Regions from separate parts of the Homo sapiens genome. Here region 1 is linked to region 2. The links are chromatin contacts, found by Hi-C or POLR2A ChIA-PET in ENCODE. All regions are on one chromosome and are shown on one strand. Each heading gives the region's core, a stretch centred on a gene start or an enhancer-like site at or near the end of the contact. The rest is flanking DNA. Distances are from core to core; before and after follow the strand shown. Region 1 overlaps GPATCH2L (G-patch domain containing 2 like). Region 2 holds the start of FLVCR2 (FLVCR choline and putative heme transporter 2).

Evidence for each region. Hi-C counts contacts between places; a loop is a spot of excess contacts on that map. ChIA-PET counts read pairs that join two places held with the same protein, here RNA polymerase II (POLR2A).
Region 1: a map of PC-9 shows a loop between it and region 2 (4-fold over the local background). The contact joins the enhancer-like site here to the promoter of FLVCR2 in region 2. A Hi-C loop is called at or near these places in 1 of 168 maps with a recorded cell type or tissue (PC-9). POLR2A ChIA-PET finds 5 or more read pairs at or near these places in 1 of 52 experiments (PC-9).

What each region holds. Positions count from the first base shown.
Region 1 is chr14:76,199,772-76,204,878 of GRCh38, forward strand. It overlaps GPATCH2L (G-patch domain containing 2 like), which reads left to right. Exons shown (of 10, transcript NM_017926.4): 10 at 1,920-5,107. The coding sequence ends at 2,080. Among named protein-coding and RNA genes, the nearest start is that of GPATCH2L, 50 kb to the left of the region's middle. RefSeq lists an enhancer at 3,523-3,952. Within about 2 kb of position 3,745, at least 6 of the 41 ENCODE cell types and tissues checked have a DNase peak (open chromatin) inside an H3K27ac peak, as active enhancers do; they include PC-9, where a contact is called at or near this core.
Region 2 is chr14:75,574,549-75,579,871 of GRCh38, forward strand. FLVCR2 (FLVCR choline and putative heme transporter 2) reads left to right here and starts at 4,072. Exons shown (of 10, transcript NM_017791.3): 1 at 4,072-5,093. The coding sequence starts at 4,425. It overlaps FLVCR2-AS1 (FLVCR2 antisense RNA 1), which reads right to left and starts at 5,040. Exons shown (of 3, transcript NR_110552.1): 1 at 3,229-5,040; 2 at 1,857-1,997; 3 at 353-545. RefSeq lists an enhancer at 3,178-3,237 and a silencer at 3,948-4,017.

The DNA.
Region 1 (5,107 bases), core at 2,495-4,994, 620 kb after region 2:
GTTAAACACAAAACTACCATATGATCCAGCAGTTCTGTTTCTGTGCATATACCCAAAAGAATGAAAAGCAGAGACTCAAAATAGATTTTTGCATACCTTTGTTTACAGCAGCATTATTCACAGTCGTCAAGGTGGAAACAAATCACATGTCCATTGCTGGATGAATGGATGAACACAATTTGCCGTATATATACAATGGAATATTATGTAGCTTGAAAGCCTTTCTTATTCAGAATGAAACTCTGCCATGTGCTACAAATTGGATGAAGACATTTGCTAAGTCAAATAAGTTAGACACAAAAGGAGAAATATTGTGTGATTCCACTTTTATAAGCTACTAGAATAGTCAACTTCATACAAACAGAAAGGAACATAGTGGTTGCCAGGGGCTAGGGGAAGAGGGAAATGGGGGGAGTTATTGTTTAATGGGTACAGAGTTTCCATTTGAGATGATGAAAAAGTCCTGGTGATAAATAGTGGTGACAGTTATACAACAGTGTGAATGTACTTAATGCGACTGAACTGTACAGTTAAAAATGGATAAGATAGCAAATTTTATGTATATTTTACTATAATAAAAAATAGCAAAAAAGTTTTTCTAGGGTAGTGCTTTTTTCACTGCAGTTTGGTGACCATGTAGGTACAGTTTTTTGAAATTTATTACCAGTTAAATATGAGTGAGTATATGTGCCTGAGTTTGTTGTGAGTGTGTGTGTATGAGAGAGAAAAAGAGAGAGATTTGAGTTGTCAAATGTATTTCCTGCTGCTGTGGTGACGTTCCAAAATGTTTGAAAGCTGTTGCCCTCAAGAAACTCTTGTATATAGAGTAACAGCTTTCAAGATATTTTTACATTAGCCCACAATAAGAAATTCATGTTTGAATATGTGCGTTGGTTGTACATGTAAATCTGAAATAAATCTTGGGTACATGCCGATACTTTCTATTTTTTTCATTGAGTAAAAAAAGTAATGGCCATGACCCACTAAATTGATTTTGTGATCCACAATTTGAAAATTACTGTTTTAGGTTACGTTTCTGGGACTGGAATTATTGGGTGACGGTAAAATCCAAACTTCCCTAGATTTTGCCATATTTTAGTATATATTTGTTCTCAGCAGAGTGGGTAGAGATGATGGTGGTTTGTGCCACTCCACTCAGGGGCATTTGGAAATGTGAAGTAAATGTTTGTTTGTCACAATGACTGGGGAGTGTTCCTGGCATTCAGCAGATAGGATCCAGATCGGTAAGTGTTCTGAAGTATACAAGACAGCCCTGCACAAGCCATGTCTCCTGTCCAGAATGTCTTTAGTGATCTTATTGAAAAATATTGGGCCTGATTGTGCTCTTTTTCTACCATTTTCCTTGTTGTATGGTATATATTTATTGGTAACACTGCCCTATCGGAGGCATGGGTTGTGGCAGGAAGAGCGTGGGGTTTAGAGTCCAGTATGTGTGCTTGAATCTTGATATTTAACCAGCTCTGTTTTATCCCTGAACAATTTATCTGATCTCTGTATACCTTAGCTCCCTGATCTAGAAAGTGGAGATCACTATGAGTCATCTCTATGAGCATCTATGAGTAAGGGTTTGCATTAACAAGATCATGAGTATTCATTGTTTAAGCAATACACACATAAGTACGTAATAAGTGATTTTTACTACATTATGAATGCGTGCTACTGAATTTATTTGTTCAGTTGAACCCATTTTCTCAGATTAGGAAATACTATCTTATTTAAATCTTGTCTTTACTTTTTTGTAGAGAAGAAAGAGATACCTTACGTGGCCACTTGGGTTACTAGGACATGAAGTATAAGGATTAAGAAAATTTTTTTTCTAAGTATCTCTCATTCTAATTTGTCTTATTCTAATTTATCTCCCCTTGATGTTTTGCTCCTCTCTGTTGTAACCTTACTAGTTCACATGGATGCAGTGGAGCCAACCACACCAGCATCACAAGCCCCCAAATCACCCAGCTCTGAGTGGTTGGTGAGGACCTCTGCAGCAGAGAAAGCCACAGACGCAACTACTGCTACATTTTTTAAAATGCCACAAGAAAAGAGCCCTGGATACAGCTAGAGAGCAGGACTTCACCCTCCAGGAGCTGACTGGGTGTTGCTGAAGCAAATGTTGGACTTTGTGTTAGATAGTCTTGCATATCTTAATCGACATTCCCAGTCCTTTCACCACCAGAACCAACTCCTCTTTCAAACACAGCAGTGGATTCTTTCTCTCAGAAGATCATGTTGTGGGAATCTTTTTTTTAAATAGTGAAATATTGAGGCAGCAATTTTTTACAAAAAGGTCATCCTCTGCTCTATTTGTTACCTTGTTATTGCTGTCTCAACATTTACTACAGCTCCATTTACAGAACTGTTGCTTTTTTGCAGTTGTCTTTGTTCTTGAAAAACCAGTAACTGCTTCTGCATACCTTTTGTGTAGAGCTTTTAATATCATTTGAGGAAGTTCCAAATTTGTAGCCAGTTCCAAACAAATTTAAATATTGAGTTGAGACCTGTATGGAATTGTGTTCGCAGGAGATAAGGCTTGCCTTTGAGCCTACTCTTGATTCATGCAGAGTGCCAATAAGATAAATCAACCAAGTTTTGGGGCCTCAAAAGAGACACCAGCAACTGGGCCTTGAGAACTTCCATTTTTTTGCAGATTGTCTGCAGAAACTCAGACAGCTCATCAGCAGCAGCAGCTGTATTGTATTTTACCTCATCTTCAGAGTTTATGTTCTACTGAAAGAGGACGTGTGTATACACACACACACACACACACACACACAGATTGGTATAATGGAGAAGATGGTTTAGGTGTACAGCAAATTTAAAATAGTCAGTGGATTGTGTCTTACTACTTCATGTCCCAGTGTAAGCCTTTATGTCCTAAGCAGGACTTTATTGTTAGTATTATAGGCTAATAACCTGCAGCAGAAATTCATACTCTATTATAATAATGGCTTCTTGGGGCCATGCTTTGGGGAAGTAAAATGTCTTTTTGACATGCCTTTATACTTGGCGTGTTTATGATGGCTCAGCTGCATGTGGAGTTATATATACAGTCGTGCCTGAAGTTGGATGCTACTTTGTCAAAATGAGAAATAAGTGATGGCCTGGAGCTGCTGGAGAGAAGCCACGCTTTCTAGAAAATATTATCAGGAGTGTCTGTCATTCATTCAGGGGCCTAGCTGACAGAAGGGCTCTTTTTTTTATACCAATGAGTGCGTTTACTCTGAAATACATAGAAGCTCTTGGTGAAGTGCTCCCTGCTCTGGTCACATTGTAGAGGGACTCCCACTCATGCATCTGCTTATTTTCTGTCTTAAATAGGTGCTGAATGGGGCAGCACCTCCTTCCCCCAAAGTGCGATTGCCCCTGTTTCCCATACGAAGTGTAATGACGGGTTGCTTTTAAAATTATAGTCCTTATCAATGGAAACTCCAGATTTCTTTATCAAAGGGAGGTGGGTGGGCATGAATCTAGTTGGAAAAGGGGACTTGAAGCTAAGTTTACATGGCACTTTAAGACTGAGAACATATCAATTGTTCATAATCAGGAATATGGTAGAGGGAGAGCAGGTGTAGATGATGGGACGGGAAAGTGCTGAAACCAGCCCAGCAGACCTGTGAGTCGCCTCTGGTTCTCACGCAGCAGTGTGTGTGTGCTCACAGGGATGTTCCACCCCTGGTTCTCATGCAGTAGTGTGGGAGAGTGCTGAAGCCGGCCCAGCATGCCTCTTAGTTGCCTCTGGTTCTCATGCAGCAGTGTGTGTGCTTACAGGAGTGGAGATGATGGGATGGGAGAGTGCTGAAGCTGGCCCAGCATGCCTCTGAGTCACCCCTGGCTCTCATGCAGCAGTGTGTGTGCTTACAGGGACTTCCCAGGCTGCACTTCCCTTCCCTGTGGGCTGCACCCGTAGAAGTATAGAAAATGTAATGTCTGTTGAATATAAAATCGTACCACTGAATTGTTCTAGTGATGAGGTTAGATTTTGTTGTCATGTGCATTGTCACCATAGTGACCCGTGGCATATATTTTTAACATACTTGGTTGGGTTTGAGAGAAATCTGTGGACGTAATTTTTTGTTTGTGTCAAGCTCTATGACTCATGCAGTGATTGGTCCCATGATCATGGCCTATTAGTGAAAACCTCCAAAGGTCAGGTGGCCAAGGTGTTCCCACATTTTTTCTATATAACTTGTTTCCTAATAGTCTGCCTTTCTACCTATGATTAAAAATAATTTTTATATACAACATTATTTACATTTCAAACATCTCTACGAAGTCATGCCATTTTAAGGAGATGAAAACAGCCACAGAGTTGAGTGACTTGCTCCAAATCACATAACTAAGCCAGGACTAGAATCCCAGACTTTCAGATTTTCTCTGCCCTGGGTTATAATCTCTTGTTTTTCAGTGATAGACCTGAGTCAGTCTGAGATGCTTATTTATGAAACAGTATACCATGAATATTTATTATCTTTCTTGGGCATGCTTTTCTACACATTTTGAATACTTTCAACAGGGATTACCCAAGAATGCAACATCTACCTGTAATAAATGGGGAGAAAATTAGTTGCCTGAGAGAACAGAATATTAAGCACACAAATACTTTCCAACACAGGGTTGTAAATTGTGCTCCTCATTTTAAGGTGCTGTACGTGCATGTTTAAGGAATTATTAATCAGTGTATTCTGCTTGCTTTCTGTATTAACCAGTTCCAGAGGATAGCCTTAGAAATGAGTGTATTTTGAATCTTAAAGTTTCTTTATATGCGGCACAGTGTATAATGTCGTAAGTTAAGAAAAATCTGTTATCTTTCAAAGAAGTTACGTAGTTTCAAAAATGAGGTTTTGTAATCAGTGTTGAAAAAACTCTGAACTATGACTTACTTTGAGGATGATCCTTGAGCTCATGTATTTGATCTGCTCAAAAGTAATAACTAAAGCTGAGTTAAACAGTTGTTATTTATTTCAGGGTTCTGATTTTTCCCAGCTGGCTACACAAATGGCCTGTCTGAATCCTAGTTTAGTGTGTTTTCCACGATGGGCAGAAGTCAGAACATTATCTGCTTCTGTGAGGATCATAATAAAAAGTTAGT
Region 2 (5,323 bases), core at 2,822-5,321:
GCTTTTTATGCCTGGTAGATAGCTGTCTACCCAGGAGTTTCCTTTAGCTGGGTGATTCCCATTGTTTGCCTTTTGTGGCGGATTCCCGGTTTCCTCAGCCTTAACCTCTTCCCCTCTCTAGGTTTCCTTCCTTGTTTTGGTGGAGCACATCCTTCAGCAGCTTCCTGAGAGAGAAGATAAGGCAGTATCATTTGTTGTTTCACTCTCTTCTCAAACTGATTTTTTGGTAGTTTGGATATAGCATTCTAGGTAAGAAACGGTTTTTCTTCAGAAGGCATTGTTCCACTGACTTCAAATTTCCAGGCTTGAGGCAACTGTGTTGATATTTTGTATCTGGTTTTTTTTTTTTAACTTTTTCTGATTTTTTAAAATCTCTGAAATCCTGTTGGATCTCCTCTTTGTCTCCAGTTTTGTAAAATTTCATGGTGATATGCAGTACAACTCAATTCTACAGATACGTATTGAGAGCGTGTGTTACATAGTTTATCTCACTAAACACTCCAAAATATACAAAAATATCCACAAGTCCTGAGACAGCTAGAAATCTGAGGGAAGTGGGGGAGATAAGGCAAACAGAATATTGATGAGCATGTAGTATCACACATATAAATTATGCATGTAAAACTTGTAAGGGCAACATTTTCACAAATTCCAAGTGTTGATATTTTTAAGAAAGAATAATGCCGGCTCCCAACCTGATTCATTCTGTTAGAAATTTGGCCTTCCCCTGCACTCAACAAACTCCTTACCTCTTAAATCTATAGCTCTGTTTGGCTAGTAGTAAGCTATAAATAAGAGGGTGATGTTTTGGCTTTGAATCCAGGAGTTGCTGATAGCCTCCAGTGGGCTGACTTAACTATCATTCTGCAAGAGGCCACACAAGCTTGAGTTCAATGCCAGAGGTTCGTTCCCTCAAGCTTCCTAAGGTGTCAGTTGGAATAGAGCCAGGAACCAGGAACCAGAGCCCCCTTTCAGGAAGCAATCCCTAAAATGTATTTCTCCTTACCCTTCAAAGTGTACCTATAGGTACTGATAGATAGAACATCATAAAGATAGATATGCTACATAGTAAGAACATCATAAAGATAGATATGCTACATAGTAAGCTGCTCAATACATGTTTTTTCAATGGGATGAATACAGAATATTTCTCTCTATGTAGTATCTACCCAATATTTATAGAGATGACCCCAACACCCTACCCCCCACATTAGGAATCAGCCAAGAGTCATCCCTACCCTGGTGGCTCCCAGAATATGATCATTATTATTGAAAACAGTTTATGCATATTAGCTTGTTTAATTCTCACAGCAATTCTATGAGGCAGGTTTTTGTTTGTTTTGTTTTTTTGTTTTTGAGACAGAGTCTCGCTCTGTCTCTCAGGCTGGAATGCAGTAGTGCCATCTCAGCTCACTGCAGCCTCTGCCTCCCAGGTTCAAGTGATTCTCCTGCCTCAGCCTCCCAAGTAGCTGAGATTACAGGCATGTGCCACCACACCTGGCTAATTTTTGTATTTTTAGTAGAGACGGGGTTTCACCATGTTGGCCAGGGTGGTCTTGAACTCCTGACCTCAAGTGATCCACCCATCTCGGCATCCCGAAGTGCTGAGATTACAAGTGTGAGCCACCGTGCCAGGCTGGAGGCAGGTATTTTTAATCCTTATTTGATAGATTCAGAAACTGAAGAATAGAGAGGTCAAGTGACTTGCTCAAGATACCAAAGCTAAGAATGACAAAACAGAGCTTCAAGTCTAAGCAGACCCAACCCAGATCTCACAACAGATCCAGCTCGTTCCACCACAAAAGCAATTCCAAATCTCACTTGAATCCCAGGTTAGACCCCTTGGAATCTCTCACCAAGCTGAAGGGCTGCCCCAGAAGAGCTCATGGGAAAGGCCACGTGGAAGGAGCACCCATTTTATTGCTGCTTGTTCTGATGCTATTTCACTATAGGACGCTGAGTAACACACCCGCCTCTCCAGGCCTCAGTTTCCTTATCTGTAAAATGAAGTTAAGAATATATTATGAAGAGTTTTGGAAGAGGCCCATGATGACCGAGGGAAAAGAAGCAGTGAGAGGTCTCAGAAGGCCTTCTAAAAGAACAGAGTTCTGTGCTCCCTGGAGAATGATGGGAAACACAGGAGGAATAGTGACAATACGAGATGTTAAATTACTGTAGAAATTCTTAGATCTGAGTCTGAACTCCCTCTCCAAATATTCCATTATAATCCAAGACTCTATAGTTTCTACCAAAAAGTAGGTGCCTTCAAGCAGGGAGTGATCATTTGAATCTAGTTCTCTCCTGGGAATCAGTGGTTCTAACTTGGCTGCACGTTTGGATGACCAGCGGAGCTTGTGACATGCAGATGTTCAGGTCCACCCTCGGAGATCGCTAAATGGGGTGTTGCCCGAACACTTGGGATATTAAGAGTTTCTTCATATGATTCTAATGTGCAGACAAAATGGAGAGCCACTTCCCAGAGCTTCAAGTTATTCATTTTCTGGTCTGAAGTTTAACAAAGAAAAAAAAAATAAAGAAGCAGTGATGCCCAGTAGCTCTCAAAATTTAATGTGTAAACAAATGAATCTCCTGGGCATCTTGTTAAAATGCAGCTTTCAATTCAGTGGGTCTAGGTTGGGCCTGACAACCTTCTTGGTTGTTTTGTGGTTGCCGTTTTGTTTTTTAAGGCCTTAACACTGGAGGGGATTCTGGCCTTCTAAAAAGCTCCCACAGGTGCCCACGCTGCTAACCACAGACTGTGCTTGAATAGCTAGGCTACAGCTTGAATGATTACAGACTTGAACGAGAATTATGGCTCTTCTTGCCAGCTGGGACCTTCAGAAAGAAGTTACTTCACTTCTCTGAGTCTGGGTTTTCTTGTCTATAAAATTTAGGCCAGCAATAGTAACTTTATCACAGAATTCTTGTGATGCATAAATGAGCTAATGCATTCAATTTGTTTAGCACTGTACAACAAATGTTAGCTTTTTGCTAGGATAGCCAGCATTCGCGGAATGCTTACTATGTGGCAGGAATTTTCTAAGTGCATTCGTGTATTAATTCATTCAAGTCTCAGAACAACACGGTGAGGTAGGTACTATTATTTCATCATTTCCATTTTACAGATGAAGAAACTGAAGCGCAGAGAGGTGGAGTTCCTTGGTCTACAGTGGCACCTCATTGTAGCTAAGCTGGTGTTTGAACTCAGGGAGAATTTGGGCTCCTTACCAGGATCCCTCGCCAAGGACAGAGGTCAGTGCAACGAGTCGAGGGTTTGCCCTTTGAAATGGGCTAGGACCGGCAGGTGGCAGACTAGGGCTGCTTGAGTTCAAAGACCGCTTCCAAGACCAAGCCCGGAGCCAGCTCTGTGCTAAGCGTTCCATCACACAACCGCGGACAGCTTCTTCGGCTTCTTCAAACTCTCCTTTCCCTCCCCCGCACCCTAGGGTCTTCGCCCAGAATCCATCAGGAAAAATAGCCCCACATAACAGGTTCAAATCTAACCTCCCCAAGACAAAACCACGTCCGCAGGGAAAGAAGCGAGTAAAGCGAGTTTTCTGTAACTCCCCTTTAACCCAGGAGCGCAACCAGCCCGGGAAATCTACAAATCTCTCTTTAGTTCAGCAAAGGGCTGGGAGCCTAAGCCAAGGGGGAGAAAGTTGGGGAATCCCTCTTGAATTCCCCAGAACACTTAGGTGGCGCCGGGCTTTGGTGCACGCGCGCAGGGCATGCGGACAGGCACCGGAGAGGCTCTATTTTGGGCATTACTTCGGGAAGGCGGATCTTCTTGCAGGGTCCGCTGATAGCGGGTGGCAAATGAATATGAGGGGCAGTGCAAAGGGTGGGGGTTAACCGGGCGGTTTCCATGGCGCCCGGGGCGTGGGGGAGGAATGCATCCCGCAAGCTGTGGCGAAACAACTGCTCTGCCCGGAGGACCGGGCTCGAGAAGGCAAGAGACACTGGGTCGGGGGTGGAGTGGTGGCGGGGGGGTTGGGGGCGGAAGAAGCCAGGCAGGACGGGGGCGGGGCGGTCACGTGTGCCCGACTGGGCGAGGCCCCAAGCTGGCCCGGGAGAGGACTCTGCGGGCGAAGTGGCTGCGCAAGGAGAGAACTTTTCCTGCACAAGGAACGCCTCGTGGGGAGACCCAAGGCAGGAGCGGTCCGGAGCCGGCTGCGGCGTGTGCGGCCGGCCTTGGGACAGCGATCGCCGCGGGTGGCAACAGAGAGCCCCAAGCAAAAGTGGGAGCAGGAGCTTGGAGGTGAGCACAGGAAGCCCCACTTGAGGCTTTTACGCAGCCTCTAGTCTCTGTTTCTTCTGGAATAGGCAAGTGTCCTTTCAACTCTAAGAGACCAGCAGAGGCCACTGTCCCTTAAGACTGCCGGAGTCCTCACCACTTCTCCAGGATTCCAGAGGAGACTGTGGCGATGGTGAATGAAGGTCCCAACCAGGAAGAGAGCGATGACACCCCTGTGCCGGAGTCCGCACTCCAAGCGGACCCCAGCGTCTCGGTCCATCCCAGCGTCTCGGTCCATCCCAGCGTCTCCATCAACCCCAGCGTCTCTGTCCACCCCAGCAGTTCGGCCCACCCCAGTGCCTTAGCCCAACCCAGTGGCTTGGCTCACCCCAGTAGCTCGGGCCCTGAGGACCTCAGCGTGATCAAGGTGAGCAGGCGCCGTTGGGCCGTGGTCCTGGTGTTTAGCTGCTACTCCATGTGCAACTCCTTTCAGTGGATCCAGTACGGCTCCATCAATAACATCTTCATGCACTTCTACGGTGTCAGTGCCTTTGCCATTGACTGGCTGTCCATGTGCTACATGCTGACTTACATCCCTCTGCTCCTGCCAGTGGCTTGGCTGCTGGAGAAGTTCGGCCTGCGCACCATTGCTCTCACTGGCTCGGCTCTCAACTGCCTGGGGGCCTGGGTGAAGCTGGGCAGCCTGAAGCCGCATCTCTTTCCGGTCACCGTGGTGGGCCAGCTCATCTGCTCTGTGGCCCAGGTTTTCATCCTGGGCATGCCCTCCCGCATCGCTTCCGTCTGGTTCGGGGCTAATGAGGTTTCAACAGCCTGCTCCGTGGCTGTCTTTGGCAATCAGGTAGGTAGAACAGTTTGTGAATGTTCCCAGGGGCGTGTGTTAGATTGCACCTAACTATTGGGTGTGGTAGGCTATAATTTGCTGATTGTCCAACAGTGTTTGTGACTCTGGGTGACAGTAACTGGGTGTGACAGGCAGTGATTGTGATGCTGTAAGAGAGGCGGGAAACAAAAGCAGGGGGACCTGCTCTTTCATCCACAGTTGCTCTTGCCCCAGCCAAAAGCATGCTT